Linked DNA regions of Homo sapiens: region 1 is linked to region 2. A link is a loop called in an ENCODE intact Hi-C map of the cell type or tissue named here. Cell type or tissue: PC-9. All regions are shown on one strand. Links, peaks and the distances in the headings refer to the core of each region. The heading gives the core; the rest is flanking DNA.

What was found. Peaks named below come from ENCODE experiments on the same cell type or tissue, not always from the same donor. Only the 100,000 strongest peaks of a DNase experiment are listed, where the experiment ranks them.
Region 1: it touches region 2 in a loop (3-fold over the local background); 1 of 110 quality-filtered maps calls a loop at or near these places.

What each region holds. Positions count from the first base shown.
Region 1 is chr15:101,556,896-101,572,770 of GRCh38, forward strand. It overlaps the pseudogene SNRPCP18. Among named protein-coding and RNA genes, the nearest start is that of LINC02348, 50 kb to the right of the region's middle. In PC-9, for the core only: no CTCF peak of the experiment used is centred there; a DNase peak (open chromatin) is centred at 8,076; H3K27ac peaks cover 320 bases.
Region 2 is chr15:101,475,043-101,490,917 of GRCh38, forward strand. It overlaps PCSK6 (proprotein convertase subtilisin/kexin type 6), which reads right to left and starts at 14,665. Exons shown (of 22, transcript NM_002570.5): 1 at 14,332-14,665. The coding sequence starts at 14,628. LOC124903566 reads right to left here and starts at 14,111. Exons shown (of 2, transcript XM_047433427.1): 1 at 6,308-14,111; 2 at 1-6,275. The coding sequence starts at 4,925. The coding sequence ends at 4,020. It overlaps LOC107987228 (a long non-coding RNA gene), which reads left to right and starts at 14,725. Exons shown (of 2, transcript XR_001751730.2): 1 at 14,725-15,282; 2 at 15,346-15,875. In PC-9, for the core only: no CTCF peak of the experiment used is centred there; DNase peaks (open chromatin) are centred at 7,139, 7,939 and 8,569; H3K4me3 peaks cover 2,008 bases; H3K27ac peaks cover 4,339 bases.

The DNA of each region.
Region 1 (15,875 bases), core at 4,629-12,628, 83 kb after region 2:
ATCTAAGAGGTTGCCAGAAACCAGTGTCCTAGCAAATATGTTGACTGGACAAGCCCAGGACTTACTTGAGAGGACAGAGCTGGAATTCTGAGGACAACCAATGACGACATTGTTCTCTATGTGCCCACAGGAAGGGCCCAAGTGCTAGCCTGGTGATGGGCCTGGCCGAGGAGGACGTGCGATCTGGGGTCATTAAGAGCTCCTCATTGATCCTGGAAATGCAGTGTGTTTTTAAGTGGATTGGTTTTACCAGTGAGCATTAGAAGTGTTTGAGGATGCTGCACATGCCTGATGAACGACCGTGCCCACGCCGTGAAGGAGCAGGGCAGAAACTTCCGCTCAACAGGATCTGGTGCTCAGACGCAGGCAGGACGGCCGTGCGTACCTGAAGCAGCCTCTTGGTGGGAATCCCACCGGCACCTTAGTGTGGGTGTCACTCACTTGGTGTGTGTGTCACTCACTTTGAGGCCTCTAGGATTCTCCAGAAAGGTAAGTACCCCTGCCTGTGTGTCCAGTTTCTGCTTCTTGATCAGTTCATGCCCCCTAACTCCGTCATCTGGGTTTGGAGTGGATGCCTCTTGGAGAGGTCACTCCTGTTCTTAGCCTTCTCCTGGATTCTGCCAGTCTTTGGGCTCGTGAATAGAAGCCAAGCCTCACAACTACATGAGAGAAAGCATTAGTCCTGGCTGGATAGGAGTGGGGCTCCTACCAGATTTTAAGTGACGAAGTCCCAGCTATTGGCAAATTCTCTTTGCCCGCTTATGCATTAAAAAGCTGTATCCACTTTCATGGAGGAACCGGTGGCCAGATGTCTTCAGCTTTAAAAATATTCCTCCTCCCACCTGTAATCACAGCACTTCGGGAGGCCGAGGCGAGTGGATCACCTGAGGCCAGGAGTTCGAGACCAGCCTGGCCAACATGGTGAAACGCCGTCTCTACTAAAATACAAAAATTAGCCAGGCGTGGTGGTGCGTGCCCGCAGTCCCAGCTACTCGAGAGGCTGAGGCAGGAGAATCGCTTGAACCCGGGAGGCGGAGGTTTCAGTGAACAGAGATCACATCACTGCGCTCCATCCTGGGTGACAAGAGCAAAACTCCATCTCAAAAAAAAAAAATTATATATATTCCTCCTGCTGAATGTTGCAATGTCACAAAAAGCCAACTTCAGGGACTGTCCTCTTGTGACCACCAAAGACCGATATTCTTAGGAGAGTATTTTCTGCCTGAACCTTGGTCCCTCTTTCGTGGGTGTATTAGGGACGCTGGAAAGACAAATTCTTGAATCCGCGCAGAGCCCTGCAAGCTGGGCAGGAAATGGTTCGGATTTACTTCAGGTTCACTGTGGTTGTTATTTATGCACTGCAAACCTCCAAAAAAAGTTGTCTGGCCTCGTTCAACCAACCAACCAGCTATTTTTGAAAACCGCAGAGCAATGGATGATTGTGTTGCACAAGCTTCTGTGGACGCAGCAACAGGTGGGAGCAAACCAGGGCACACTACCGTCAGCCATTGTGGAAGCATTTCCCGGAGCATTTGGATTTTGGCTACAGTCCAAAGTCAAGGACAACTGGAATGAAGTACCTCCCACACTTACGAAAGAGCACGGAGCCACCAGCCACCAGAAACCCACTCTCAGGCTTACTAAGAAGTCTAAACTGGTTTTGCAACTCTTAACCAGTGGTCCAGCCAATCAGCTGTAAAGAATGTATGAAGAATTAAGAGAAATGGGGCAAGAAGGGGTCTTGAGGGGAGCAGTAGGTTGTCATGCAGTGGGAGTGCCAAGAGGTGTCCCTCGAACCAGGTCACGTGATGCCAAGAGATACCCTTAGAAATCAGGGTGCCGCCAGAGGGGACATGACTGTGTGCCCACCCTGTGCAATTAGCTGAACGGTCCCTGGTGACAATGTTCCTGAGAGATATTTGGTGAATGTTTGGAAGTAGAAATGAGCAGAAAGAATGATGCCTGCTTCTCTCCTAGAAACCTCTGAGGATGGGAGACTGGTTGGAGCAGCCGCCAAGTGCCAAGGAGAGCTGCCAGGTGCAGAGGGAAAAGGAAGTTGTCAGTCAAGGTCCCAGCAGAAATTCACCCTAAATGGTTAAAATAAAGAGATTTATAAAAATTGAGTTTACTGAGACAAAATCTATACAAAATTACACTCATTCTGTTAAGGTGTCCCATTCAATGAGTTTTGCAGAATATTTCCAGTCATGTGGCCACTACCACAAACAAGATCCAGAACATTTACATCACCCCCAAAAAAGCTCTAGTAGACACACCAAAGATTTCTCCAGAATGTCCACGCCATACGCTGCCGCCGGCAGTGCAGGGGAGTTTTGGTTGCCCCGCGTCCTCACCAACACTCGGAATGGCCACCATGTTTATTTTAGCCATTCCAGTGAGTGTACGACCACCTTTCACAGGTCTTCACTTGTATTTTCCTGATGGCCAACAAAGTTTAACTCTTTTGCATATATTTATGAGACACATGCAGGAAGGTATTCTGATGTGTTCTTTCGGGAGGTGTCTATTCAAGTCTTCAGTTCCTTGTATGTTGGGTTGTCTTTTCCTTATTGATGTGTAGGAGTTACATAAATATTTTGAATCCAAGTCCTTTGTCAGATGTATATATTGCCAATAGATAGTGCTGATATCCCACTCTACCTGTTGCCTTTTGAAGAATATTCCTGAAGGCACTGCTTCAGGTGGGGTGTTGAGGGACCCAGGACTAGCATTAGCAGGGAACCACTCCCACTGATGGATGAAGGGGAAACAGGATGAATTGTTGTCATGTGAGCCCAGTGAGGACTGGCGGTGGGGAGGTCGGGCAGCCCAGCCAGGGCTGTGGATGTGGGGGCCACACTATGGCCAGATGCAGCCCTGTAGCAGAGACAGGGGGTGAGGAAGGCCTCAGACTCCTCTTTCCCTCCACCCTCCACTCCCCTGCTGGAACCTCCATTGGCCAAGCCCAGAAGTCATCCAGGAAGAAAGTTCAAAGATGCAGTCCCTGGGAGTCAGCCTCCTGGGACAGAGAAAGACAAAGATGGGAAGGCGTGGATCAGGAGAAGGGTACAACGGAGGATCCCCAGAAAAGAGGGGCTGCAAGAGATTATCCAAAGCATATGTCTCCGGGGTTAAGAAACTACACAGGGTGCATATCCCCGTGGGGCCTCTGAAGAAGCCACAAAACGCGGTCCTCATGAGAGCCAGCATTTGGGTGGCTGCCATGTGAGAACTACAGCTGCAGAACTAGTTAAGTTAAAAGGGAAAAGATTTCTTGCTTACTTCCTCTAATCCCCCATCCCCCTGTCCTGCCTATAAGGGTGAGAAGAGAGAGGGAAAGGGAGAACTAGGAAAAGAACACGTGTTGCCCCTTCCCTACCCCTGGCCCAGACACCAGCCCAGCCTGTGCTGGGGGCTGTGGGAGGGGGAGTTTGACATGGATGTCAAGTTCAAATTGACTCTTTAATACATAAAAGTGAGTCATTCTCACAAGAAGCAGCCTTTTTCTTGACTAAAAATGCCTGCAAACAGGTGAGCCGGCTATCTGAGATGTCATCAAGGGGCAGGGAAAGCTGATAGGAGTGGTCTTACCTGAAGCCAGGATGTAAGGAAGATCAAGCCATTTCCTGTCTGCTTCTCACTGAGTTCAGACCTTCCCACAGCCAGTTTTAAGTCATAACTCAAATCCCTCTTTCTTCTACAAGCACAAGGCTACGTAGCTTTCATGCATTGTCTTAGTAACCCTCATGACCACTCTACAGTTCAGTACTGTTACTATCCCTGCTTTACAGATGAGGAAATTAAGGCAGACAGAGGTTAAGTGACTTGTCCAAGTCCACACCAACCTGCTGTCAAGTCCAGCAAACCTGATTCTAGAGCCTAAGCTAAAGGCTCTGTGCACACTCCCCATGCCTCACACAGCAGCTGAGAGTGTAGAGTTGTGACGTTGTCTATCTGGTTAGGAACCTCAGAGGCAGGGCTGGTTCCCAGAGTCCATTCAGGCTGGTGGGCAGCTAAGAAGTGGGGGATTGCAGGGCATCAACCACCGCTGATTGAGGGTTGGAGGGGACCCCACATCCCCAGCTAAGAAGTGGGGGATTGCAGGGCATCAACCACAGCTGATTGAGGGTTGGAGGAGACCCCACATCCCCAGGGGGATTGGAGGAAGACCAGGGCCTCCTCATGCAACCCACATTATAGCAGCAAAACCCCTCCTGCAGTTCATGTTGCCACCTCTGGCTTCCAGGTGGAGCAGGGACTGGTCCAGGGAACCCTCGCAGATCCCCCCTGTGGGTTGCACAGTCACATCCACAGAAGCCCAGTCTGGAGAGTTCTGCATGTGGCTTACCAGGTATCAGGGACTTCCGGGGCCAAGACTGGGAAGAGTTGGGGTGCAGCTCCCAGTGGCCGGTGCTCAGGGAAGTCACGCAGGGAAGTCCTGGGAGGCCTAGGCTGCCTCATGGAGAAGCTGCATGGATGTGCAGGGCACAGGCGCACAAAGTTCTGGGGCCTGGGAGAAAAGAGGAAGGAATCATTACCACATGTTCAGGCTGCAGAGGCTCCGTAGCAGAGGAATAGGGAGAAGCAACCAGTAACGGAGGTGGGAGCCGGAAAGGTACCAGGTGTAAGCTGGGGGACAAGGGAGCAGGCGGACAACAAAGGCAATATCTTGGGGAGGCAAGAGGCAGAGGAGGTTTGAATTTTGCCCCCGCCTGTGATGGGCTGCCGGGTGGACTCCGCCGTCCTGGAGCTCCATGCAGGGGCCAGCGCTCATGTCCTGAGAGTGCGGGCGGCTCACAGCACAGAGGACTTGCACTGTGCGATCGCACCTCAGCGGTGGCCGTGCAAGAATGGCCTCATCTCTTAGGTTAGCTCCTGAGAGGGCCTCACTTCCTCCACCCACGGAAGCCAGAGCTCAGCTAAATCAGCGAGGTTCCTTACCCCTGTGCTGCCGTCCACCCAGAGGGCCCCGTTTTGGACATGTATCATCTGGGTTTGAATGCAGCCCAGAACCCAGTCCCAACTCAGCCTCACCTTCATAGGCAATCAGGTTGTCTCTGGGAAGCCCAGGCCTCCCAGAACTTCCCTGAGCACTGGCCGCTGGGTGCTGCACCCCAACTCTTCCCAGTCTTGGCCCCAGAAGTCCCTGATACCGGCAAGCCACACACAGAGCCCTCCAGACCAGGGCTTGTCTTGGGGTAAGATTGTGTACACCACAGGGAACCCGCCAATCCATAACACATAACAGGCCCCTGTCCTGTTCACAAAGATGTGTAACTTGGTAAAACACCATGCAGAAGTAAAAATGCACTATTGCGGTGATGTGGCCATGAGTCCAGTAGGGAAATCATTTTCCACGCTCTTCCTCTGTGGACACCATCTCCTCGAATGTGACTGGGGATTGGAAGCTACAGCTTCTAGAGTCCACAGGTCTTTCTTTTTTGCTGGCAAATTCGGACAACATCTACTCTGCTACAGGCTTCAGCCCATCTCCTATTTGCCAGAATTCACCTCAAGAAATCAAGAACAAAGCGTCATCTCTCACTTCAAAACGTTCTTGGAGGCACGTGGTTTCCGGGCCAATGGCCCACGGAGCAACAAGCCCGAGTCTGACTGTGACGGTATCACCGTGGTGCAGACCTCACCCATGAGTCTCCATCTGCGAGAAAGACACAGGGCGGCGGTGGGAAACACAAAGAGGACAGGAAAGACCTGCGCCGGAAAGGGATGGAAGAGCAGGCTCCGAGCCTGATGCACAGGACAACGGCTGCATTTCAACAAGGAAGGACACCTCCTGCTCCATTCTCCACTCCTCCTCCTGCAGGGGCAGGGATCCCACTTCCACCAGCGCCCAGGTCCTCCTCGCCACCCTGGTGTGATGCCAGCACCCTCTATGGGGGGTCCTCCTATGGTGCCAGTGACAGGCCCACCTCCTCCTGAGGGTGATGCCATGGGACCTGCTCCTGGAATGAGGCCACCCATGGGATGTCACATGCCAGTGTTACCCAGGCCCCCAGGATGAGCCCGCCCACCCATCGCATGGTGGAGCCCACGCAGCCCAGAATAACTAAGCCAGACAGATTAGAATAGTGGAGAGACCTCGTCATATCAGCTTTTTGCTATTTGTTCTTCTCCAGGAGACCATGGTGCTGTGACGCTGGGTGTTTCCTTAGCAGCATAAGGAAGACCTGCTCCCCCTTCCTACCAGAGAATAGTTTTGGAGGGGAGAAGTGAGACCAAAAAAGTACAGTTTTCATCTGTATTGTGAAATGTGAACATAAAATTGCCAACTCTTTCAGTTTTTTAAAAAAAAAAAGTCTTGGAAAAGCAAATAAAAACCACAATGAGATACCACTTCACATCCACCAGGATGGCTATAATTTTAAAAACGAAAAGTAAGTGTTGACAAGGTTGTGGAGAAATTGGAACCCTCGTACATCGCTGGCAGAAATGTGAAATGGCTCAGCCACTGTGGAAAATAGTATGGCGGTTCCTCAAAAAGTTAAATATAGAGTTCCCATATGTCACAGCAATTCCACTGCTAGGAATGTACTCCAAAGAATTGAAAACAGATACTCACACATGTACCCCATGCTCATAGCAGCACTAATTCCAACAGCCAACATGTGGAGTCAACCCAAATGTCTATCATGAATGGTTAAGCAAATGTGATTTATCCATACAGTGGAATATTACTCAGCCTTAAAAAGGAGTGAAGCACTTGTACATGCTCCAGTATGCAGGGACTGTGGAAACATGATGCCAAGTGAGAGAAGCCAGGCATAAATGGTTACATACTGCAGTATTCCACTTATAGGACATGCTCAAAATAGGTAAATCCATAGAGACAACAACTTAGTCTTTGCCCAGGATGGAGGGAAAGGGGAATGGGAAGCCACAGCTTACCAGGTACAGAGTTTCCTTTTGGGTGATGAAAATCTGGGCTTAGATAGAGGCGACGGCTGCACCATATCGTGCAGTTACCAAATGCTACTAATTGTTCACATTAAAATGGTTAATTTTACGTTCTGTGAATTTCAAGCTTTCAAGTACTGGGGTTGAATCTGGAGACGCAAGGTCACTTGGAATCTCTAAGTGTTATTTTCTTAGCCTTTCCTCTTTTTTTTTTTTTTTTTCTTGAGACGGAATTTCGCTCTTGTTGCCAAGGCTGGAGTGCAATGGCACGATCTCGGCTCACTGCAACCTCCGCCTCCCGGGCTCAAGAGATTCTCCTGCCTCAGCCTCCTGAGTAGCTGGGATTACAGGTGCACACCACCACGCCCAGCTAATTTTTGTATTTTTAGCAGAGATAGGGTTTCACCGCGTTGGCCAGGCTGATCTCAAACTCCTGACCTCAGGTGATCCACCCGCCTCGGCCTCCCAAAGTGCTGGGATTACAGACGTGAGCCACCGCGCCCAGCCAGCCTTTCCTTTTGAGATATAAACTGGTTGCGGGATTAGAGTCAATCATTGCTGTTTTTCCAATGGGTTGTTGTATATAGATAATCTGGGATATTTTATTAAAAACTCAGGGTTATAAAACTTGCATAGAAAGATTCTATAATTATTAGGCCTGGAACAAAAAAAGAGGCTTGGTGTCCCAGTGGAATGCTGAGTGGCCAAGGGGAGCACTACCAGTGGCTACAAAAAGGCCATCTGGAGGCCAGGATCAGTTCTGTCTGACCGTAGGTGCTGAGGGTATGGGACGGCTGGAAAGGAGGTTTCTCTAGAGGACACCAGTGTCCAGACAAGGTTCTGGAGGATCTGAAGGAGCACGCTGGTGCCTTTGCTCCTGTAGGATGCTGTGGAGAAGGATCCCTGTATCTTATGTATAGGTTCCATGATCTCTAGAAGCACCATTGCAAGCCCATTTTACAAATAGGGAAGACAGGAGTGAGGGGCTTGCCCAGGGCCACTTGGCTGGATACTCACCCAGGCCAAGCTTGCCCAGCCCTGACAATTCACTGTCACCACCCTTTACTCCTGATGACCACAGCCCAGAAGGACAGGGATTGTGTAACATTCTAAGAAAATCATGCTGCCATGCAGGAAGGAGACAGACCTAGACTCAGCCAATAGCAGCTGAGGGGTAAAGTTGCTTCAAAAGAATTCTTGGCTTCTTGGTATTATTTGGTTTGCCCAGAGACTCCACACCCCACTTTTTTTTTTTTTTTTTTTTTTTTTTTTGAGACAGAGTTTCACTCTGTCACCAGGCTGGAGTGCTGTGGTGTGATCTCAGTTCACTGCAACCTCCAACTCCCTGGTTCAAGCGATTCTCCTGCCTCGACCTCCCAAAGTGCTGGGATTACAGGCATGAGCCACCACGCCCGGTCTCCACACCTCACTTCTACCCTCTGCTACTCTCCTGTTTGGAACGTTGGTTTCTTCTGTTTCCAATGGTTATCATACGGATGGCTATTTGATAAGTCCCAGTTCCAACCCATCACTCTCCCAAGGAGGTTGGAACTGGGACTTAGACCCCTGTGGGACCTGGATTCTAACATGTAAAACTCTAGTGCTCCCGGAAGCTGTGTTACTCCAAGGCAGCAGCCAGGCAGAGAGAGGCAGAGGAAACAAGGAGGTAGAGATGACGTCCTCACCTCCCCACAGTGCCCAGTGCCCAGCTCTGCCCCTAAGGCCCAGCCCCACACTGCCCACAGATTCTGAGGGGTCCTCCAGGATGCTGCTATGTCATGCCCCACAGACTGGTACCCTCACAACCTACCCAGTGTCTTCCCGGGAATCTAGAGGATGGGAAGCCTCAGTCTGCATTTCCCAGACTCCCTTGCAGAGAAGGTTTCACATGTGACCTGGGTCCCACCAGGCAGAGACACCTGCAGACTTGGGAGTTGGAAATGAGCACCCCAGGGTGGTGGCAACACTCAGGGAGATCAGACTTTCAGCAAGTAGAATGGCCCAGGTGCTTGGCTGTTCTGAGTAGCTGGGGTAGAGGGTCTATCATCCCAAACCTAAGCTATGGGCAGCAGCAGTGGCAGTGGAGTTTTCAGAAGAGTCCTGTGATCTAGGCATGTATTTCTCCTGGCTCTAAGGTCTAAGCTTGGGTCTTTGACCTGCCCAGAAATTAACAAACCACATGACAGGCTGTAATAAATTCCTTTCTCTTAAATAAACTGGAGTGGATTCTGTAGTCTGCGCCTAAGAATCCTAATTTATACACCTGCCAATAATAAATTCATCTTGTTGATAATTCGACTTGGGTGTCTGTCACTTGCAAGCAATGTAGTTGTAATACAATAGCCAAGTAATCATCCAAACTGGATAAAAAAACTTTAAAATGGATAAAAAATGTCTTTATCCGAATAACAGACGTCTCCATTTGCAGGCAGCTATGACTGTACCCTCTACATTGAGACATCAAGACATAATAAATTTCATTTTATAGCTTGGAAATGCATGAATATAACAAGTTAACTGACTTGTGGGGAACACTGAATAGCTGGAATTTCATCTAATAAGAGATTTAAAATTAAAATATTTTAAATAAAAATGTTCACCCTTATTGGGTCACTGGTTCCAATATTCTCACTTCAGTCCTGAAGACACAGAGGCCTGGGGTGTTGCTCAAATGCACACAGAGTCCATAACAGGATTAGAACTATTAGAAGCCCTACGCTAAGCTTAATATCTAGGCAATGAAATACTCCGTACAACAAATTCCTGTGACACGAGTTTACCTGTGTAACAAACCTTCACCCGTACCGCCGAACCTAAAATGAAAGTTACAGAAAATAAAGTAAGAAATGAAAAAAAGTAAAGAACGAGAAGCCCTATCACTGAACCCTACACTGGTCTCTCCACCACAGCACAGTGCCTCCGGAGGCAAAGATTTCAGAGCTCTTGACTTGGCCAGAAAATGCAGAGGAGGAAAAAAAGTCAGGGCCCATCACATATTTTGTACTTGTGACCATGCTCATGGAATTAGAAGTCAGAACAGTGGAGCTGTGAATGATGCATCGGGCTGAGTTCTCACTTGTAATTCCTCTTCTGTGGGGAGCTGGCAATTCAGAGGGGGAGAGCGTGAGTTCACGGTCTGTTCCACCCCTCACCCGTTGCCAGCAATCCCCACACTGGAGGAGCTGGACCTGGGTTCCTCATGCAGTCCTCCACGTGGACTGGGGACTAATGCGTCTAACAGAAGTTTCCGCCAAAAGAGGTTTTGCTTCTTCCCCCAAAGCATGTGCTCCAATACAGGTTTTATTTTATTTAAACAAAGCATGCGAAGAGTCTGTAGCAATTGTGTTAGATAGAGATGCTCCTAATGGCTGGGAAGGGTGCTGCTGAGATGGACAGGCTGACTGGAATCATGGATTTGCCTTCCCGTGGTGCTCTGTGAAGTCGTGCAGACGCAGAGGAGAGAAGTGTGTTGCTGGGCACCCGCCAGGGTGTTGGAATGAAGCTCTTGAGTTTCTCCATCAACCTAGCTGGCAGTGACTGTTACCAACAGTCAAGAGAAGCCCAGACAACAGAGTGCCCGCGGGGACCCACATGCAGGGGTCTCCTTGGGCTGCCTCACCATCAGGGGTTGGATGTCAGGGCATGGCCATGATGTGAAAATTTAAGAGCTTTTAGTACTTACAAGCTCTGGGGGGTACATGACACACCTGGAGGCCACACACACCCACACACAGAAGGAGGTCAGCGAGTGCAGGCAGAGAGAGATCAGGGACCCATGGGCCAATGTCTTTATGGGGTTCAGGGCGCTACCCAAATAGGCTTCCCAAGGGAGCTTTAGTTGGTGGGTTAGCAGGCAGGCACAGTTCCAGAAGGTTACACCGTGACCCAGAAGTGATCACTTTAAGTCCAGGGGCAAGTGTCTGAATCCTTTAAAGGAAGAGGGGACCCCAGCCTGTCAAGAGGGAGAAATGCCTCTGTTTTATCTCTGGCCACACACTGGAGCCATTCCAATGAGGTATAGTATTGAAAACCGTATCAAGGTGACTGAGCCCTGCTTCTGGTATAGAAAAGTTAAATTTATATTTTTTTAAAATTTTAAATTAATTTTTTTTTAATTTTAGAGGCGCGATCTCACTCTGTTGCACAGGCTGGAGCTCAGTGGTGCAACCCTTGCTCACCGCAGCCCTGAACTCCTGGGCTCAAGTGAGTCTCCTGCCTCAGGCTCCCGAGTAACTGGGACTACAGGGTGCCCCACCGCACCCAGCTGTTTTTTTGTAGAGACGGGGCGGTGGGGGGGTGGGTGTCTCGCTTTGGGCTGGTCTTGAACTCCTGGTCTCAAGGGATCCTCCTGCCTTGGCCTCCCAAAGTGCTGGGATTACAGGTGTGAGCCACCATGCCTGGCTTAAACTTGTATTTTAAAAATAGATGCCAAGGCTAAAATTATAAGCAGTCACTACACAGGGCCTTACAGGACCCTGAGTATAAACAAAGTCAGCAACCAGCTTAGAAAGTGGGTCCATTCTTTGCACAAACGCTCCTGAAGGTCCTCTCGGAAGAGGGGCAAAGGGTTCGCTGGAGTAGAAGAGAGGGGAAACAATCACTTTTGTCCTGGGCAAATCACTGAAAAACAAGAAGAGCTGCTCCTTATCGGATGTGTCTTCTGGAGATAGATGGCATCGCATAGAGTCAACCAAACGGGAAATGAATCAGTGCTTGAAATAACAGTGACTGCAAAAGATTTTTCTTAATTCCCTTCAGACTCAAGAACAGTAACAATGTCAGTGTCCGGGAGATGCAAGTCCTCTGTCACATACTGAGGAATCACATCTCATTCAACAGCCTGTTACAGGGGTCTGGGAATTGGATGTGGGATCTCACGCCTTATTGTGATCCTTAACCACCTATTTATCTTTGCCAGAAAGACCTAGGGTTGCAGAAATGAAGAGCTTTGCTTTGAATGTCCTTTCTCAAATGGATGCTGGTAGCGCTGTAGGACCATTTTTCAAAAATGAAAATCTGGGAAGTCATACTGCCTCATTTGAGCTTCTTCCCCTCCTGGGAGGGGGTCCTTTCCCAGTTGGATTGGACCATCTGCAGCCAGCAGGCTGGGAACGTGCTTATGTGTCCAGACCAGGGCAGGAGGGCTGGGGCATGGAGGGGAGCCACCAAAGGGAAAAGCCACTACACAGGCCACCAGGAAAGTGTCCCGATGATCTCTGGCAATGATTAATGTAGTTTCTAAGGGCAGGGCGGGCCTGAGGTGCGATCCAGGAGGAGGAGCGTACAATCACAGATTTGTTGCAGGAAGAACAAAAGAAGAAAAGGCAGAACAAAAAGGGCAGAAAAGCAACTATGAGAGGCAGAGAAGATCTGCCGTGGGGGAAAGGAGCCTTGATGTCCATGAGCTCACTACCGGGAGGCCAGCACGGAGGCCTCAGGACAGAAAGGCTGGCAAAGTACGCTCCTTGAATCGGGTAGTTACTGAGCAAACTTAGAACCTACAGAGAGAAGCCTCGGCAAGATAGGGGAAGGCTGTCACCTGGGCTGGGAGCGGGCAGGGTGGAAGGGCCACTCCTGGCTCCCAGGTTGCTCAGCGTTCACACATCTACCCCGGCCGCATCAGCCTCCCTGCTGGCCGCATGGTTAGGAGGACCACAGTTGAAGTGAGGTAGAACAATTTCCACCTCATAAGTCTGTGCTCAAACTATCAACCAAACGTAAGGGTATAATAAAGATATTTGCAAATATTCATGTCCCCAACGTTCTCTGTCATGCATCCTTTCTCACAAGGCAACTGGAGGATATGGCTTATCAAAAGTAAAGAGCGATATAAGCCGAAGAGCATTGAAAACATATGTCCACATAAAAAGTTCCACAAATTTTGTAACAGCATCATGCGTAATAGCCCCAAAGAAGAAACAACCCAAATGTCTATCCACTGATAAATGGGTAAATAAAATGTAGTACATCGACACAATGGAACAAAGTAGTGGTACATGCTACAACATAAAGAACCCTGAAAACATTACGCTGAGTGAAAGAAGCCAGCCACAAACGGAAAGTGACTGCTAATGGGTGCAGGATTTCTTTCTGGGAGAAGTAAAATGTTTTGGTACTACATGGTGGCACAACTCTGTGAATATAATGAAACTACTGAATTATACACTTTGAAGAGGTGAATTTTATAATATGTAACTTATGCTTCAATTAAATGAGTTTTCTATTTCAATTTTAGTTAAAAATAAATATGTAAATTGAGAAAGTCAAATTTTGGAGGGTCTTCAACATAAGAGACAGGCAAAGGGAATGCCCAGGATAATAGGAACATCCCAGGACAGCTGTGCAGCAGTCTTGGAAAGTAACACTTCAAGATTAGAACAGAAGATCGAGGATTCTGAGAAAGATGTCTCCAATTCAAAAATGAGTTGGTGTTGATGAGTTTGAAAATATTCAAAATAATTTTATAATACAATCAGTTTGGTGACAAATTAGTGATTAGTACATAGAAAACTAAACAGAAGGAAAATGAGAAAAACTATTAAATCTAGAAAAGACAAAAAGCTAAACAAGAAAGAAATTATAACTAGAGTACACTATATGACTCAGCTGTGATTAATAGCTGCACAGTCATAATGTAAACACAAATACATACAGAACTAAAAACTGAGATACAATATTGGCAAGAGAGGAAGTCTATGGGTGTTTGTGCACAGGAGGTAAAATGCATTATCAGTAGATAATATCTAAAATCAAAAAGTCAAAAATATCAGTATAGTCAAATATAGTACATAGAAATATGGATATAAAAGCCAGAAAATAAAAAGCAGCTAAAGCAGTTAAAAGCATTCATCTCAGAGGGGTAAATATTAGAAGTTTCATGGATGAGGCAGGAAAAGACTGTTTTTATTATTCACCTAAGTAAACTACTTGATTTTTAAAAATACGTAGATGATATTATTAGAAATTTGAATTTTATTTCGTGTCATGTAAGAGAATGTGTACTGTCTACTGAAAGAATCGAAGGTTCTCTCATTCTCATATTTTCTCTCTACCTCTCTTTAACCAAGTTCATGCACAGTAAGTTCTCGATGTCGTGGATAGGTTCTTGGAAACTGTGACTTCAAGTGAAAGAAAAACAAGTTTCCCAAAGGCTGGTTGATATATACAAGAGTTAGGCCTCTATGTATATTTCTGGCCACAAAAACATTACAAACTTCTAAACAAAGACCAAAATTCTTCCACTATAAAACACTGAAATAACTGTGAGCTATACATCCATTTAAGATAGATTAATAAAAACAGGCAAGGTAATTATTTACCCAATTATTCCAGATCAGGGTGGTGGGTGACCGGAGCCTGTTCTGACAGCTCAAGGCCAAGGTGGAAACCAGTCCCGGACGGGACACCATCCCATCGCAGGGTGCACTCACACGCGCCCACGCTCACTCGCACTGGGACCATTTAGACAAGATGATCACCTCACATGCACGACTTTGGGGTGTGGGCGGGAGGAAACCAGAGCACCTGGGAAACCCATGCAGACCTGGGGAGAACGTGCAAACTCCACACAGACGGGGTCCCCACCCTGGCTGGGAAGCCACGTTTTTGCCCATCAATATTATAAGGAAACAACATTGAACAAAACGTTATTCGAGGACCTGCTGTATGATACTTTTCAAAAAATGATACAAGAAAATTTCCTAAAGTTAAAGAAGATAATTATTTAGGTTGAAATGGACTACTATATCCCTCAATTTTACATAGCTGGTTATTATCACACATATCTTTAAAGCCCAGTTCAGCAAAACTAAATTAAAAGGCCTAATGGCGTGTTTTTTTTTTTTTCTCTTGAAGGGTCTGCCAACATTTTCACACTAAAGCAGTTTAACTGTAAGCAACACAGAGAAAACGCACACCTCTGACCCTTAAGGTTGTGCGCACGACTGAGGTTTCTCCTTCTAGGGCACCAGATGGCACGGATGCATTGTGGGGGTTGATTTCAATGTGTGTGGTTCAATCTTCGGCACCATTTCTCCAAATTACCCAGTGGCCAAGCTTTTAGCATATGAACAGAAAAACACTAGCAAGCCAGGCGCAGTGGCTCACACCTGTAATCCCAGCACTTTGGGAGGCTGAGGCAGGCGGATCACCTGAGGTCAGGAGTTCAAGACCAGCCTGGCCAACATGGGGAACCCCCTTCTCAACAAAAACGCAAAAATTAGCCAGGCATGATGGCGGGTGCCAGTAATCCCAGCTACTCAGGAGGCTGAGGCAGGAGGATCGCTTGAACCCGGGAGGTGGAGGTTGCAGTGAACTGAGATCATGCCATTGCACTCCAGCCTGGGCGACAGGGTGAGACGCCGTCTCAAAATGAAAAAAAAAAAAAGAAAAACACTAGCAATGAGACTTGGTGTGCTAATCATGGATAGTTAAGACTTGTGGATGTCAAAGTTCTGCTCTGCAAAGTTTTTTTTTTATGTTCTGCATAGTTTGAAAATTTATGTTCTGCATAGTTTGAAAACAGTAAAGTTTATCCACTGGGCAAATGCCATACTCATTTCCTGTTAAGAGTACAGAGGGTAGATTGGAAGAATAGTGATACACTTTCTAATGCATTGGTTCTGGCTCTCCATTATCTATGTATGTATGTATCTATCTATGTATGTATCTGTCATCTATCTATCTGCCTACCTGTCTGTCTTTCTCTATATATATATCCTCACTCCCAAGGAAACCAAAGATATATCTGTTGATCACATCATTGTTTAAAGAAGCAAAACTAAAGGAAAATGCTTGTAAACATTTTGAATTGCTTTGCATAGTTTTGAGATAATTGGTGTCAGAATTTTGACTTTCTATATTTGAAAGAATGAAATAAAAATTTTAAAAAAATTAAAAAGCAGAAACGGCCTACTACCGAACAGCCATTCCTCCCTCCTCCTTTGGAACAGAACCTGATT
Region 2 (15,875 bases), core at 3,667-11,666:
GTCTGGCCCTAGCGCCACTGGTCACAAAGGCTTCCCTGAATCCCCAGTTGAGAGGCTGCCCCATTCTCCTCACTTATCCTAAAACATTTGGACTCCGCCCCTATATTCCGTTCACTACTCCTCTCGCAAGAGTTACGTGCTGTCTATTTTAGGTGGGGACTTTGTCTTACTCATCTCTGAATTACACTGAGTGACGAGCCCAAAGCCTGGCAAACAAATGGTGCTGCAGATTTTACTTCAAACAACAACAGGCAAAGCCAACAAACACTCTGAACAGTGTTCAATGAAAAGCAACGTACTTAAAAACAAGGGATGAATATCTACAACACAGAGAAAGCAATCATTAAAAGACAAACAGCCCCACTGAAAAAATGGGCAAAGAATATAAATAAGCAATTCAGAGAAGGATTAAAATGCCTAATAAATAAAGAGACACTTAACTTTATTTACTCATTTATTTTGAGACAGGGTCTCGCTCTGTCGTCCAGGCTGGAGTGCGGTGATGTGGTCTTGGCTCACTGACTCCTCAACCTCCTGGGCTCAAGGAATTCTCCCACCTCATCCTCCCCAGTAGCTGGGACCACAGGCGTACACCACCACACTTGGCTAATTTTTTTTTTTTTTTTTTTGTAGAGTCAGGAACTTGCCATCTTGCCCAGGCTGGTCTCGAACTCCTGGGCTGAAATGATCCTCCAGCCTCAGCCTCCCAAAGTGCTGGGACTACAAGTGTGAGCCACTGTGCTGGCCAAGCAACATTTAACTTGAATAACAATGAGGGAAAAGAAGCATATTAAAACAACCACCAGATCTCATTTGTCACCTATAAGAACTGGCAAATATGACAATTGGTCATCACTACACAAAATCGGTGGGGCCCACACACACTTCTGGGGGCAGTGTCAACTGGCACTATCTGTTGGGAGAGCCATGGCCAACATCTAACACAATGTAACTTGCACACATACATTGACTCAGCAGGTCCCCTCTCTGGAGTCAGACTATTCGGGTTCAAATCTTGGCTCTGGCACCTACAAGTTGTGTAACTGGGAAAAAGTTACTTAACCTCTCTGTGCTTTTGTTTCCACATCTGTAAAATGAGGGTAATAATAACACCTACCCCATAGAGTTTCTAAGATTAAATGAGTCAATACAAGGAAAGCACATGAAAAGTTACTTGGTACACAGTAAGGGCCAGCAATCACCATTTATTATTATAACTAGTATTTGTTTTGTTCTTATGGATCCTACAGAAATTCTCACAAGTGCAGAGTCATGAATAAGGATAACCACTGCAACACTGCTTATAACAGAAAAAAACTGGAGGCAAATCAAAGGAACATTCACAGGTGTGGTATAACAAAACATGTTGCATCTCTAAAATGCCATAAAACTATTTAAAAAGAATGAGGTAGGTCTCTATGTACGAGCATGGGAAGATTCCCAAGACGTCCCACTGTTAGTGAAGAAAACCTAGGTAGGTCCAAAAAAAAAAACATGTTTAGTGTGATTCCATTTATATTAAAAAAAAAAAAAACAACAAAAATTCTTTTTGTGTGTATATGCGCACGTATCTGTCTGTTAAGGCACAGAAACAGGACACATATACTAATGTGTGAACAGTGGTGACATCTCAGGGAAGGAGTAAATCAGGGATCGGATGAGGGGAGGAAGGAGATTTTGGATTTTGCTTTGTACACCTGCACTGTGTGAATTCTTTACAATGGGGGAGCATTTATATAATACTCTAAATTTATAAATTTATATGCAATGTATAATTTTTTAAATAAAAATGCTCGATAAAATCCTAATGAGTTGAACTGAACAGATGTTACCAAGTGTGGACCCTCTGCAAGGCTGGTGATGCCGGACGGGAGATGCAGGTAGGTGGGATGAGACGCCATAACCAGGGACCCAGGGCATGTGGGGCGGGGAAGCAGCGCAGTGGCAGAGCCTCTTCCACCTCCCTGCACGGTCCTGACCTTCCACAGCAGCTGCAGCACTATCCACCTCCCCACGCAGTGATAAAGAACTCACTGACCTAAACGTCAGGAAAGAATGACACAAATGATGGGCCAGCTACGCCAAGGTACACTGAGCAGCCATTACAAGTTACGCCATAGAAGACTTATTGACGTGGGAGGTACAAGTTGCAAAAGTAGACAATCCTATTTGTATAAGACATTGGTGAATATATGTGTGTGCGTGTGTGTGTGTGTCTGTGTGTCTGTGTGTGTGTGCATGCATACCTACACAGGTTGAATATCCCTAACCTGAAAATCTAAAATACTCCAAAATCCAACAGGACACTCAAAGCATTTCCAATTTCAGATTTTCAGGTTAGAGATGCTCAACAAGTGAACATAACACAAATATTTCAAAATCTAAAATAATTGGAACTCCAAAACATTTCTTTTCCCAAGCATCTCAGATACAGGATATTCAACCTGCATATGAGTGTGCACGCACACACTCAGACACAGAATCACAAAACAAAAAGTCATGGCCCAAAGTGTCAACAGTGATTATTTTGGGGTGGTGGGACTATGGGTGATTTTTATGGTTTTCTTGTTCTTTTCTGTATTGCAAAAATATTCTGTATCCACATATCCTTTCTGTATTATACTGAGAGGAATCAAGTAGTGTAAACAGTCTTATAACCAGGCCATGCTACCCTCTATGCAACTGTGGGTCCCCCTCCAGCCTCTTCTCTCCTCTTGGGATCTGGTTCTACTGTGTTCCACTTGCCTCCCAGCAGGCAGGAAACACAGGGTTCTGGTAGGCAGAAAGGAGGGTATCCAAGAAAGGTTCCCTGACCTTCAGACTCTTAGACTCTACATCAAGAATGTTGCCTTCATTCCTGCATAGATAAGCCTTTGAACTGAGCTCCAGGCCAGAGCCCTGATAAGGAGGGGAGGATCCCATAGTACAGGAGGACTTCTTCACAGGTCCCTTCTGCCCCAACCCTCCATCTGCCTGGACTGCACCCCTCTGCCCTAGCCACTTAGAAAGCCCCAAGCCAAGCTCCGTGGCGGCTCACATGCCACCTGCTCCTTGTAGCCTTTCCTAATAGACACAGACTCTGTCTATGAGGAAGGCCTGGAATGCAAGTTGCCCAGGTTGAAAGCCTTGCTCTGACCCTTACTACTATAGCAGGTTACTCAGCCTCTGTGGGTCTCAGTTTGCTCATCTGTGTAATGGGATTAATAGTACGGTTCTGGGGGCAATCATCAGCAGTGCCTGGCAGACAGCCAAGACTGACATAGGAGTGGCTGGCGGCAGTCATGGTGGGGTACTGGAATCCGAGGACCCAGTTGCTATTCTAAGGACAGTCACGTGTGGGGACAGAGAGGCTGAGTACAGGCACGAGCCAGACTGCTTCTTTACAGAAAATAAACCTTCCACAGGACAGGCTCCACCAAGGCCGCAGGACACACCCATGCCTCCTGTCCTCAGTCCTCCTTCCCACTTTCCCTCCCTCCCTCTTCTGTGGCTTCCCCGGTCCTCTTTTTCTGGCTTCCTTTCCTCTTGTTCTTCTGCCCACCAAGGAGCAAGATGCTCGTTCTGAGCTTCAGAGAACACCAGGCTAGGATGCTAGGTGTGTCCAGACTTGCCGGTTCTGCCTCGGAGTAGCCACGTGGCACAGATGACTGAACATCTGCCTTGGCCTTGAGAGCAGAGTCCCTGCAGGTGACACTGGAATCACTCAGCAAGACTCAGTCCCAGGAAACACAGAACCCAAAAGCAAGGTACCAAGAGATGTCAAAGGGTGGAAAGCATAAGCGATATTTGACTATACAGAAACATCACAAATATTTGCTGCTCACAAACCTGCTAGAGCTCAGCAGAAGTGAAGATAACAAGGTCAGCATTTTCTCCATACTCACGCTTAAGGATGATTTGCCTTTGGTGAATGGAATCAGGACATCACAGGTCCTGATATAAAAAATTCTAACAATTTCTCATTCACTAAACCTTCTCAGTGCCAGGAACTGCACTAGGGCCTCAGGAAGCAAAATGAGTCACGTAAAGACGCAGACTATGAGACGCTGTGGTCCAGAGGGTCTAGCGGGGAGAGAGACACCCCGCACGCCATGGCCGAGCCCCTCCGTGGAGCTCGGAGAGGACAGGGCTGCAGGCAGGTCAGGAAGCAGCACTTTGGCTAATGCCAAAGAAGGGCAGGGCCCGGGTAGACCACACAAGGAAGGGGCCCCCAGGTTAAAACGACAGCAACAGATAGGTGCAGAAGAAAGAAAAAGCATATGGAAAGTGTCCTGAATGTCAAAGGCCCGGACTTCATGAAGATGCGTGTGGTAAAAGTGAAGGGTTCTGGGTGAGCACAGAGCAGTGGGGCTCTGAAGAATCCTACGGATGGCCGTGTGGGAAATGGCCTGGAAGGGAGGCAGGGAAGCCAGTGAGGCAGTCACCAGGACACTCACCACCAGTGAGAGTATGAGTGAGCAGGCCCGGCCTCGGCTGTGGCCATGGGCTGGGTGGCAGGGGAGAAAGACCCAGAGGCTGGTCGGACAGGGCTGTGGTCGGTGCATGCAGAGGCTGGTGGGAGGAATCCAGAGAGACATCTGGTTTCCCATCTGGAGGACGGGGTACAAGATAGGTGAGCAGAACGGTGTGGGGCACAGGAGCACCTCCATGCAGCCTTCTACTAGACAGGGAACAGCAGGCCTGACCTCTGGTGGGAGGGCCCTTATCCAACACGAGGCAGCCCCTCCCTTCCCCTCCACCACCTTCCCAGATCTCCACCCAGGGAAGAGTCCGGCAATGATCAGGGAGGTGAACTTGGGCCTTTTGAAGGCAAGAAGGAAGCTCTTGTAAGTGACCACTGCTGGGGTCCTCCCAGGGGGACAGTCCAGGAAGGGGGACAGGACCTTCTTAGACTGTCCGCCTGTGGCAAGCCCAGCAGTGGTCATCTCAAGGTGATCTGCTTAAATGATCACAGGAGATATGTCTGAGAGTTGTCATCAGGGTGTTTGAAACCAAAGCGGGAAAGTCTGGAAGTCCAGGTTCCTTGCAGGAACGTGAGTGATGCCATTACCCACTGATGGATTCCCCCCAGGGCGGTCTGGCTGATCACTCAGAGCTTCGGTAGTCTGCTCCATTTGGGCTGTTTCTGCCCACTCTCACTGAGAAGATGGATTTTCCCAACAAGGACTCTAGAAGTGATGGATGCTGGCCGGTGGCAGAAATACAAGAGCCCCCGAGGAAGATTAGAGAACTAACAGTGACAGCCTCTTCCCAGCCCAATTCAGTAAATGGGTCCATGTGCGGCTGGGCAGAGCCACAGGTCGGGCGTGGCTGCGGGGCCCTGTGGAGCGCAGCTTGTTTATGCCCAAGCAGCCAAGGCAAGACAATGAGACTTTCTTCCTTTCCACGGTGCCCCTGTCTTGACACTGAGGGCATTGATGGGCTGGTTGCCATGGGAACCCTAGGCTGCTGATCCCATCCCATGGAGCGTGAGGCTCCTGACAGCTGATGGCTATTCATCCCCCTTCCTTGCAGGACTAGACAGGGGGCCTTGCGCCTGCTGCTGGGTCCTCCAGATGCTCAAAGGGCAGAGGCACAAGGACATCAGGAAAAACCACAGCTTGATGGGATGATGGGACCCGCAGGGTGTGAAGCATCCACAGTGAGCTCCAGGGCACCAGTGGGGCCTCCAGGGCACTAGTGGGGCCTTCAGGGGACACAGGGCTCTCAGATCAGTGTGGAGCTGACCTGGCCAAGAGGCAAACTACAGCATCACAAAGAGGGTGTCCTCATGTACAAGTACGTACGTGGCAGGGCCTATCGAGTGACTCCAAAAAGCAAACGATTGGGATGAGAAAGCGATGGTGGGGGTGGTTCAATAAATGACACTTAAACAAAGCGCAGGTGCCTGGCCTTGGTCCCTCACAAAGACTCATAACCAAGAGTCTCTTAAGACTCTTGCAAGGCAGGGGCCACATTTTCTTATCTCTAAGTGCCCAGGCCAGTGAGAGCACACAGCAATACTCGCTGAATAAATGAACGCACGTCTGCCGGCCACCACAGAGGTGGCAGAATCGGAACTAACCTTAGAGAGCAGCCAGAGGCCTAACTTTGGGCTGACTCACCCAGGAAGCCCAGAGCCCAGTGTCAGAAACAGGCAAGCCAGCAGGCAACGTCCAGGTGGCAGGGGGCCTGGGGGCCCAGACGAAGGGTACATCCGGCGGGCTGGGGAAATCGGGGTGAGTCGGCTGATGGAACTGACAGTGCAGCAGAACTTGGAAGGCTGAGGGGCGAATCTGGTGACGGGTGGGAAGGCTGAGGGGCGAACCTGGTGACGGGTGGGAAGGCTGAGGGGCGAACCTGGTGACGGGTGGGAAGGCTGAGGGGCGAACCTGGTGACAGGTAAAGCCGTTCTGGGCAGGAAGAACAACAGAAGCAAAGCCTGAAAGGAAGCAAAAGCATGAAGATGGGGGATGGGCAGAGCTGCAGCTACAGCCAGGGCTCGAGGCGGTGGGGTGGGGCAGGAGGAGGCCCTGAGGCAGGTAGAGGCCACAGAGGCCACAGCCTGTGCTGGGCGGTGGCAGGGGCAATGCAGGGAGCCTGAGAGCCATTCAGGAGACAGTGAGACAGGCTTGGGGGAGCACGGGAGCAGGAGGAGGCGATGGTGACCTCTAGGCCTCCAGCTCTGCCACTAAGGTAGACAGGGGTCTCTTCTTGTAGACAGGGACCCACACGAGGAGGAGGTTTCAGCAAAAGATGATTAGTCCAGCTGATAAATGTGCAGCTTGAGTGACTGAAATGTGAGTGACTCAAATGTGTAGTTTGAGTGGCTTCCTAGAAGGACTGGAGGGCTTTTCTTTTTCCCTCCAATAGAGAGAGGTGTGAGTGGTTCCAATGCTGATGAGCAGGAGCCAGTACAGATTCCCCGAGACAGAGCCATGCTGGTGTGCAGCCCTTTGAGTCTGTGCGCGTTCACGCACACGCATGTGCACGCACCCGGTGGACAGAGGGAGAAACGGCGGCTGGTGGGGTCTCCGGAGGTTGCTATGCCTCTTGTCTGTTCATTCTGGCAGAAGCCGAAAGGCTTTTCTGTCTGATGATTTACCTTTGTCTGGGAAGCAGGTACGAGGTGACAGCAGTAGAAGGTGAGTCAGAGGGTGTGGGGTCCGGCCCTGGCCTGTCAGTCACTGGTTTGTCAGAAGGTACCTGGGTCTAAGGCCTCATCACCATTAACCAGGCCTGGTGACACCTCCCTGCAGGGCTGGTGAGGGCCTTCGGAGCAATAGTCAGGAGAAACATCAGCTGGTGGGAGCAAGACCAGGGCTTCTGGTCGGTGGCAAGGCCAAGACCCAGTCCCAGGAGCCAGGAGGAGGCCAGCCACCCAGGGCAAGTACAACCCGGAAGCCCTCCCAGGGCAGGGTGAAAGGAGGAGGAGAGGTGTCGGCAGCCTGGCTGAGCTGCAGAAGATCAGAGGAACTACTTTCTAGATGCCACAATCTGTGTAGAGGCTCAGAGATCCAAAAAAGCTCAGGACGTTCCCAGCCGGCATGCAGTTGGCGGACACTGGAGAACAGGGTCTGGACAGCCCTGAGTGTCCCTGTCACCACCCAAAGCTCAAAGCCGGCAGGAGTATCAGGCGGTGTCCCAGCCTCCCCCAGCCCATCGACAGCTCCGTGTTTCTCATTTGCTTCCCTGGTTTCCGCCCAGAGAAACTCAAGCCTTTCTAATGGTCCAGTCAGCTGAGCCACCTGCTCAGTCCTGATTCTGAGTCTGCTCCTGATTCTGAGTCTGCCCCTGCACCTGCTCAGTCCTGATTCTGAGTCTGCCCTGGATGCTGCCTTCTGGAGCTTTTCTGGCTCCAGAGATGGCAGCTGGCTCGGCTTTGATCACCACTCCCCGCACCAGCTCCAATGACTCAGGAGGGCAGTCCGGTCAATTAAACTCCTGCCCACTTAAAGGCATCACCATCCGGGTGAAGACGTCAGATAGGAGGGTTAAGACAATGAGCTTCACAACCCTCATCTTGCCTCTGTCCCTCAGTTCACACCCAGAACCTCTCGCAGGCCAGCCGCGCACAGCCAGTCCAGCTTGGCTCAGAGCATAAAACCAAGACAGCCTTAGACCGAAAACCAATCCCAGAGAACTAGGTCACAGGTGACTGCTCTTCCGGGTCTCCCCTTGTCCCTACCAAACCCCTGACGCTGTGGCTGGAACAAGTTCTGGCCCATCATTTTAACACCTGGTTAAGGCTTCGGCTTGTTTTTCATTGCAAGAACAAGTTGTCTGCAGCATGACAATTTTCCTCTGCTGACAAATGAATCGTGCAGGCTCACCTGAAATTCTGGGCCAGGTATGTCCTGCTCAGTAGCTATTTTAAGTAAAACTATTTAAGGCAAGTTCAAGATCATTTAAGGCTCTTAGATCTTTTAGGGCCCTGGCAGCCAGCCTGCCTTTTTATGTTCAGACTCAGAAGCAACAAATTAGCTCAATACCCCAGGCAAAGCAAAAACCCAAGGGAAAGCATGGCATCCAAGAACCACCCTTAAGATAAACATCATTTCCAAGAGCAGCAGACGCTGAGCTGTTGTGATTTGGTATGTGGAGAATACCTTGCTGCCATCCTCTCCACACAAGCAACTTGTCTTTTCTGAGTCACAATGTCAAAGGTGACAATGCACACAGGTTAGAGCGAGGGTGACTGGAAGGAGAAAGAAGCAGGGGAGAAGGGAAGGGTTCCTGGGCTCCGTGTCCAGCTCTGTCCAAACGCCCATGCGACCTGCAGCCAGACATTCTGTTTCTCTGTCACCATTTCCTTGACAAGTGGATCGGCCCAGTCTGGACATCTAAAGTAGGGACTTCTTAACATGGGCCTGCAGGCACCTGCCTCCAGCGGTGGGCTTCAGATGGTCCAGAAGCACCATGCGGTAGGTGTACCATGTGCATCTCCCTTTTCTTTTTTCTCTCTTCAATGTTTTATGTGTATCTGTGTATATGTCTATGTATATAGGTATATGCGTCAATATACGTGTGTTTATATATTATACGTGTGTATATATACACACTTGTACACATCACCACATGTAATATACCCTGATACAAAGAAAAAAAGTACAAAATGTCTAGGCACAATTTTGTATATAATCCACGTATGTTTATACATACACACACCCACACACATAAGCGTGTGTTGTAAAGCAGTACACTGCAGATAAAGTTTGAAGTTCCTCTCCCCTCCCTCCCTTCTTGGAGGTCATTGCTAACTAGAATTTGATGCAGATCCTTACAGCCCACACTTTTATACTTTTACTACATCTATAAGCATCCATAATTAATACAGTATTGCTTTGTGCTTTGTTTTTGCTTGTTTTTGTTTTTGTTTTGAGACAGAGTTTCACTCTACTCGTCGGCCAGACTGGAGTGCAGTCCTGTTCATCTCAGCTCACTGCAACCTCCACCTCCCAGGTTCAAGCCATTCTCCTGCCTCAGCCTCCTGAGTAGCTGGCATTACAGGCGTGCACCACCACGCCCAGCTAATTTTCATATTTTTTTAGTAGAGACAGGGTTTCACCATGTTGGCCAGGCTGGTCTCGAACTCCTGACCTCAGATGATCCACCCGCCTCTGCCTCCCAAAGTGCTGGGATTACAGGCGTGAGCCACCACGCCCGGCCTGCTTTGTGTGTTTCTTAACGTTTACATGAATATGATCACATTGGACACCTACAATTTGCCTTTTTTCTCTCTCAACACTATTTGAGAGATGTATCTGTGTAGATATAGATCTGGTTTATTCATTTCTAACCACTGTAGAGTCTTGCATGGTGTGACTATTTTGATTTAGTTCTCTATTCTACTTCAGGGAAGGTGGGTTTTCCTTCATTTAAAAAAACGCCTGCATGGACATTCTTATACAAGTCTCTTTGTGCACACGTGGGAGAGTTCTTCCAGGATATGTCTGGCTGTGGACTAGCAAGTCCAGCCTCACCGTGTATCGCCAAATTGCTCTCCAAACGATACCAATCTCCACCAGCAGCATCTGAAAGTTCCCATTGCTCTATATCCTTGCCAGCACGTGATGCTAACACTCTTCCGTGTCGGGAAATCCAATAGGTGTGAAATGGTATCTCATCGTTGCCTAAATTGCAGTGCTCCAATAACCCCCAGCGAACTTGAGTGAAGCTGGGCATCATTTCTTATGTTTACTGGTCATTTGGATTTCTCTTCATTGACTTCTCCATTCATAAACTTCCCCATTTTTCTACCTGGCGTGTATCTTTTTTTCTTAGTGATTTATAGTTTTCAAAATAATCTGTGTACTAATGTATTTGTTATATATTGTAAATACTTTCCTGGTCTATTCTTGCTTTTTAACTCTGTTAGGATGCCTTTGTTTACATAGAATTTTTATCTTAATGTATCAGTCTCTTCATTTTGAAATTTATTTTCATAACTTGTGTAGGGACTCCTTTCCCGGTGTGACAAAGGTATTCCACTGCAGCTCTTTCTAAAGTTTTATATACAGTCTTTAATCCCATCTGGAATGTACTGTTGTGTAATGTGAGGATCTAATTGTTTTTCCATGGGGAGAGCCTGTTCTCCCAGCACCATTTAGTAAATAGCCCATCCTTCCCCATCTATTTGTAACTCTTCAGCTCACACATACAAGTTCCCACACATGCTTGGGTTTGAGTTGACTCTACTGCTGGACTGTCGTTACCACAACTCCCCTCCTCCTCTTCTTTCCCAGAGTTGTCTGAGGTATTCCTGGACCTTACTCTTCCATATGAATTTTATAATTCATTTGTGTGATTTCATATTCCACATTAAATCTTGTCACAGCTTAAACTAGATTACATTGAATTTGCAGATTAAATTGGGGCAACTATGAGAGCCAGCCCTCCCATGCATGAACACAACGCATCTCTCCATTTATTTAAATTTTTTTTTTTTTTTTTTTTTTTGAGACGGAGTTTCACTCTTGTCGCCCAGGCTGGAGTGCAATGGTGCGGTCTCGGTTCACTGCAACCTCCGCCTCCCAGGTTCAAGCTATTTTCCTGCCTCAACCTCCCAAGTAGCTGGGATTACCGGCATGTGTCACCAAGCCCAGCTAATTTTTGTATTTTTAGTAGAGACAGGGTTTCTCCATGTTGGTCTGGCTGGTCTCGAACTCCTGACCTCAGGTGATCCGCCTGCCTCAGCCTCCCAAAGTGCTGGGATGAGCCACCATGCCCAGCCTAAACTTTCTTTTCTCAGTCCTTCTTCTAAATATTTTATGTTTCTCTATAAAAGTCTCACCTTTTTAAAAGACCTATTTCAACGTATCTAACAGCTTTTATGCAAGAATGAAGAATGGTTTCTTTCGTCTTCTCAGATGTGCTGCCATGCAGGTGGCTGTTGCTGATCAACTCCCTTATTAGCTCCAGGGGTTAATCTCCAGGCTCTTTTGGATTATCCATGTAGTTATGTCATCTGCCGATAATGACATTGGACACTTCCACATTTTTATTCCCTTTGAAATCCTGTGGTGTTACCTGGACTGATGAGTAGAGGGACAAAGAGAGGCTGTCTTGTCTTGTCCCTGGTGATGCATATTTTACAATGGAGAGGATCCACAGCCTTTATCAGGTGCTGAAAGGGAGCCATGACACAAGAAAGGTGAATAACCACCAGTCTAAATTACCTCTGGGCCATGTGAAATAAACTGAATCCAGTTATTAGTTGTATGGAAGAAAGTAAAACAAGCAAGAACCTTGAGCACAGCGACTATCTGGGAGAAAACCAGGGCTGCGATTCAGGCAAGTACAGAACATAACACTAATTGCCCATTAAGGGCTTGGAGAAAGAGTTTCACAAAGGAGACCTCAGAACAGAGAATACGGCAGAAGCAAATGAGCAGGGATGGAACTGTCAGAGGTGACATATGCGTACCATGTGAACACAAACAGCTTCCTTCCCTTACTTCACCCCCATTTACTCATCTGTAAGTCAAAGCTAATAATATCTACATCTTATTTATGAGTCACAAATTCTCCTGGCTGAAAAAAAGGCAAATAAGGTTTTCAAAGAGTTCTTATTGAGTGGGTAGAGGCTCAAATGCTCCAGGCCTTTTCCACATTAGCAGTGCACTTAGAGGGGGGAAAGAAAAGCTCGTTTTGGAATAAAGAGTAATAGGCCCTCCGTGAGTAATCACACACAAGCCTCTGAGACAGCTCCTATCCCCAACCAGCTAATCTCTGTTAGTGAATGTCACCGCAGTGCCACTGCCAGCACCATGCCTGAGTGACCGGGCTGCGTGGCATTCATGCTGGCTGCACTAGACAGAGCTGGGGAGACCCCGATTAACTCCCCAGAATATCCTGGGTACGGAGTGTGCATCGGGGCGAATCTTCTCTCCCATCCGCAAAACCAGGAGAGCAGACTGCACTAAGAACTCAGTGAGCCTGACAGAGGTTGTCTCAAAGGGGCGGCATGGCCAAGGGTTAGGCATTTTTATTCCCACAGATAGAAATTTCCGGGGAGAGTTACCTGTGCCTCTCTGCCTCTCTCTTGCAGTGTGAGCTCACAGCTCAATTTCAGCTCCATTCTGCTCATTTAATTTTAGAATCCCAAAACCCAGGCACTTTGTAATTTATCGCGTAGTTTAAGAGTCACTTTTAGCTGAAGACAAATTGCTGGGCCACCTGGGCACAGCAGCGAAGTGTGGCAGGAGCCAGGGGCACTACGCAAACATGAGGAACACCTTCTTCAGCCTGGACAATCAGCCAGGGAGAGTCAAGAACTACAGAGACAAACGAAGTCAGTGCTACCCGACGGCAAAATCTGAAATCACAGGATGTTTGGAGGGCCTTGAGTGGTTAAAAAAACTAAATATCTATATGGATATACATGTGCGTATATGTATGTGTGTATATGTGTATATATGTAACATTTTATATATATATATGCATATATTTAAAAGGTCTCCAAAGATGTGCTAGCATTCTTTCAGTAAACTCGAACCTGCCTTGTGAAGATTCCTTCATTCGAATGGTGGAATCCACCCCTCCAGCCACACACCTAATAGTACATCAACGTGGGGCTTGGGATGCAGAACTAATGTCATTTCTATCAATCAGGGACGCCACCACACCTTGCTGGCTTCTGCCACGGATAACGATGAAACTACATTTAACACTGCCTGGCACTAAGGTTTAGAGTTATGAGTCGGTGCTTCCCTGTCACTTCACTTAACCCTCTGAGTGTGTAGTTTGTAGATTTGTTAACTGCACTGAGAGGTCCCCTGGTGTGACCTCAAAATAACGGCCTCTCCAGGAGCCATAAACATGGATCAACCCCAACTCACCGCCCCTCAGCCCGGTAGCTGGTTGAGAGAGGAAAAAGGGACCCGCCGGGAGGTCCTTTGAGGGTAATGCCGCCTTTGTGCCCAGGGCGTGGCCTGCTTGCTCACTGACAGAAGAGGGGACAGCCGAGGGCTGCGGGGCTGGGAGGGCCCCGTGGGGGCCGGTGAGGGTCAGGCCCCGGTCCAGGCTCTGTGGCAACGCAGCATTAGATCTTTCCGACAACCCAGCGGTGTAGACATTGCCACTGACTGCAAAGGAGCTTGTCAGGGGAGCGACTTGCCAAAGGTCACACCGCTCGGCCATCAGAACCGCGGCAGAAGCCCCCACACAAAGCGCCCTCCCTCCGCTCCTGGAGAGGTTTTAAACCCAGGACCCCCGGCCCTGCGCTGTCCCAAGGCCTCTCCGACGGCGGCCGGGCTCCAGGGTGCAGGCTCCCGGCCATCTACCCCCGGGAGCCGCGGACACCGAGGGAGCGCGAGTCCCCGAGACGCCGGGCCACGCTCATGTCACCCAAGCAGCGGCCGCGGCCGCCTTGGCGCGCGCACCGGGTCCGGAGCTCGCGCCGCCCGTCGAGGGCAGAGGGGCCGCTCCCCCGCGGGGGAGAGCCGGGTGGGCGCCCAGGACCCAGCGGCGGACGGCGCGCGACGCCTGAGGCAGCCCAGACTCCCCCGGAGCCCGGCAGGTGTCCGCGCCGCCCCGGCTTCTGAGGCCACACTTCCGAGCGCGGGGTTGGGCGGCACTGCCGGGGGACTTGCGGTCGGCGCGCCGGACCTGCGTGGGCGCCCACGCGGGACCCCAGTCCCCCCCACCCCGCCGAGTGTCCCGCGCGCGCCCCCCCGGGCGACACCCCCCCCCGCAGGGCGCCCCGGCCGCCCGCCGTCCCCAAGCGGTCCCGGAGCCTTCCCACGCGCGCGCGGGGCCGGGGCCGGGCGGACAGGACTGCGGAGGCGCCCCCCTCGCGCGCGCCGGAGGCCGCCGGGAAAGTTTTGGGCGCGCGGGGCCGGCCGCACTCACCTGGCCCAAGTTGAGGTACCCGTGCGCCGCCGCCACGCGGTCCGCCTCGGCCGGGCCGCCCAGCACTTGCACCGCCCAGTGGTTGGTGTAGACGGGGCGCGGCGGGGGCGCGGAGCAGGCGGCAGGCAGCGCCAGCAGCAGCAGCCAGCGCCAGGGACGCGGCGCGAGCGGCCGGAACCCGGGCCCGCCGGCGCCCCCCGCGCCCCCCGCGCCCCCCGCGCCCGCGGCGGTGTCGGTGGCGGCGGCGGCCCGGGGCGGCGGCCGGGGCCCGGGCGCAGGCGGCGCGCGCGGAGGCATAGCGGCGACAGGCTCGCGCGGCGCCCGAGCTGCGAGTGCGCCGGGGGGTGGAGTGCCGCCTTTTAAAGCCGCTCCGCGCCGGGGAAGCGCCGCCGCCGCCGCCACCGCCGCCGCCAACACCGCCGCGGGCGGGAGCCGGGGAGGAGGAGGCGGCCGCGGCGCGTTCCCGCCCCCGGGCCCGCGCTCCTGCGACCGGGCTCCGGGGCCGAGAGCCGTCCGGGAGGCCCGAAACGCCCCCCACCGGGGGAACTTCCCCGCCGACTTCTGGGGCTCTCGGGACGCGGTGCCGCCCCAGAGGCGTCCTCGGCCCGCGAGTTCTGCTGGGAGCGGGGAGGCCCCGGCGTCTCAGGTGAGTCCCCGGTTCCCTAGACCGGCCGGACACCCGAAGGCCGCACTCACCTGGCGGGGGCCTCAGACGCCTGGCGGCCTCGCCCGCCTCCCTAGACGGAGGGCTCGCCCGTGTGCGGGGTCCCAGGGAGAAGAAGCTGCGGGGAAGACAGTGGGTCGCCCGGGACCAAGCCTGGCTGAAGGGACACATTGAGCGGGGCAAAGGCATGTGGCGCATCAGCCGGGCTCACGAGCGTGTACCCGAGAAACCACCGCACGGAGCCCATGGCGGAGGCCGCGGCCCATGCTGGGAGGCAGGCCGTGCAGGTGAACCCCCAGGCCGCGCAGGTGAACCCCCAGGCCGCGCAGGTGAACCCCCAGGCCGTGCAGGTGAACCCCCAGGCCGCGCAGGTGAACCCCCAGGCCGTGCAGGTGAACCCCCAGGCCGTCCGCTTAGCCTCGCTGCGATCTTGGGCAAATGACTGTGGTGGCTGAGGGCAGGCGCCCCACCTGCAAAATGCGGGGAACAGTGGCATCTACCCCGTCGGGCTGATTTGAGGATGAGGTCAGCTTTTGCTGTACAATAAGCTGTCCGTAAACGTTCGTTTTTATGAGCCCAGGGCCTGCCGTGTGGTAGGTGTTCACTAGACGATGTACACTCTTAAAAGCACCCACTGAGCTGGGACCAGCAGTAGAAAGTCAGCTGAATCATCCTCACCCCTGCTTCCTGGAGCAGCCTGGTATCCAGTGGATAATGATTTGAAGCACCCTGGAGATGGATGGAAATGTTCACACCATAATCAAGGAATTATGAAGGGTAAGGATCGCTGCTGGATCTCTTCTGTCATCCCTCCCAGGACCCATTGGTCCTACTGGCCCACTTCCAGAAAGCAAGCCATCAACCTGCTTAATATAGGAAG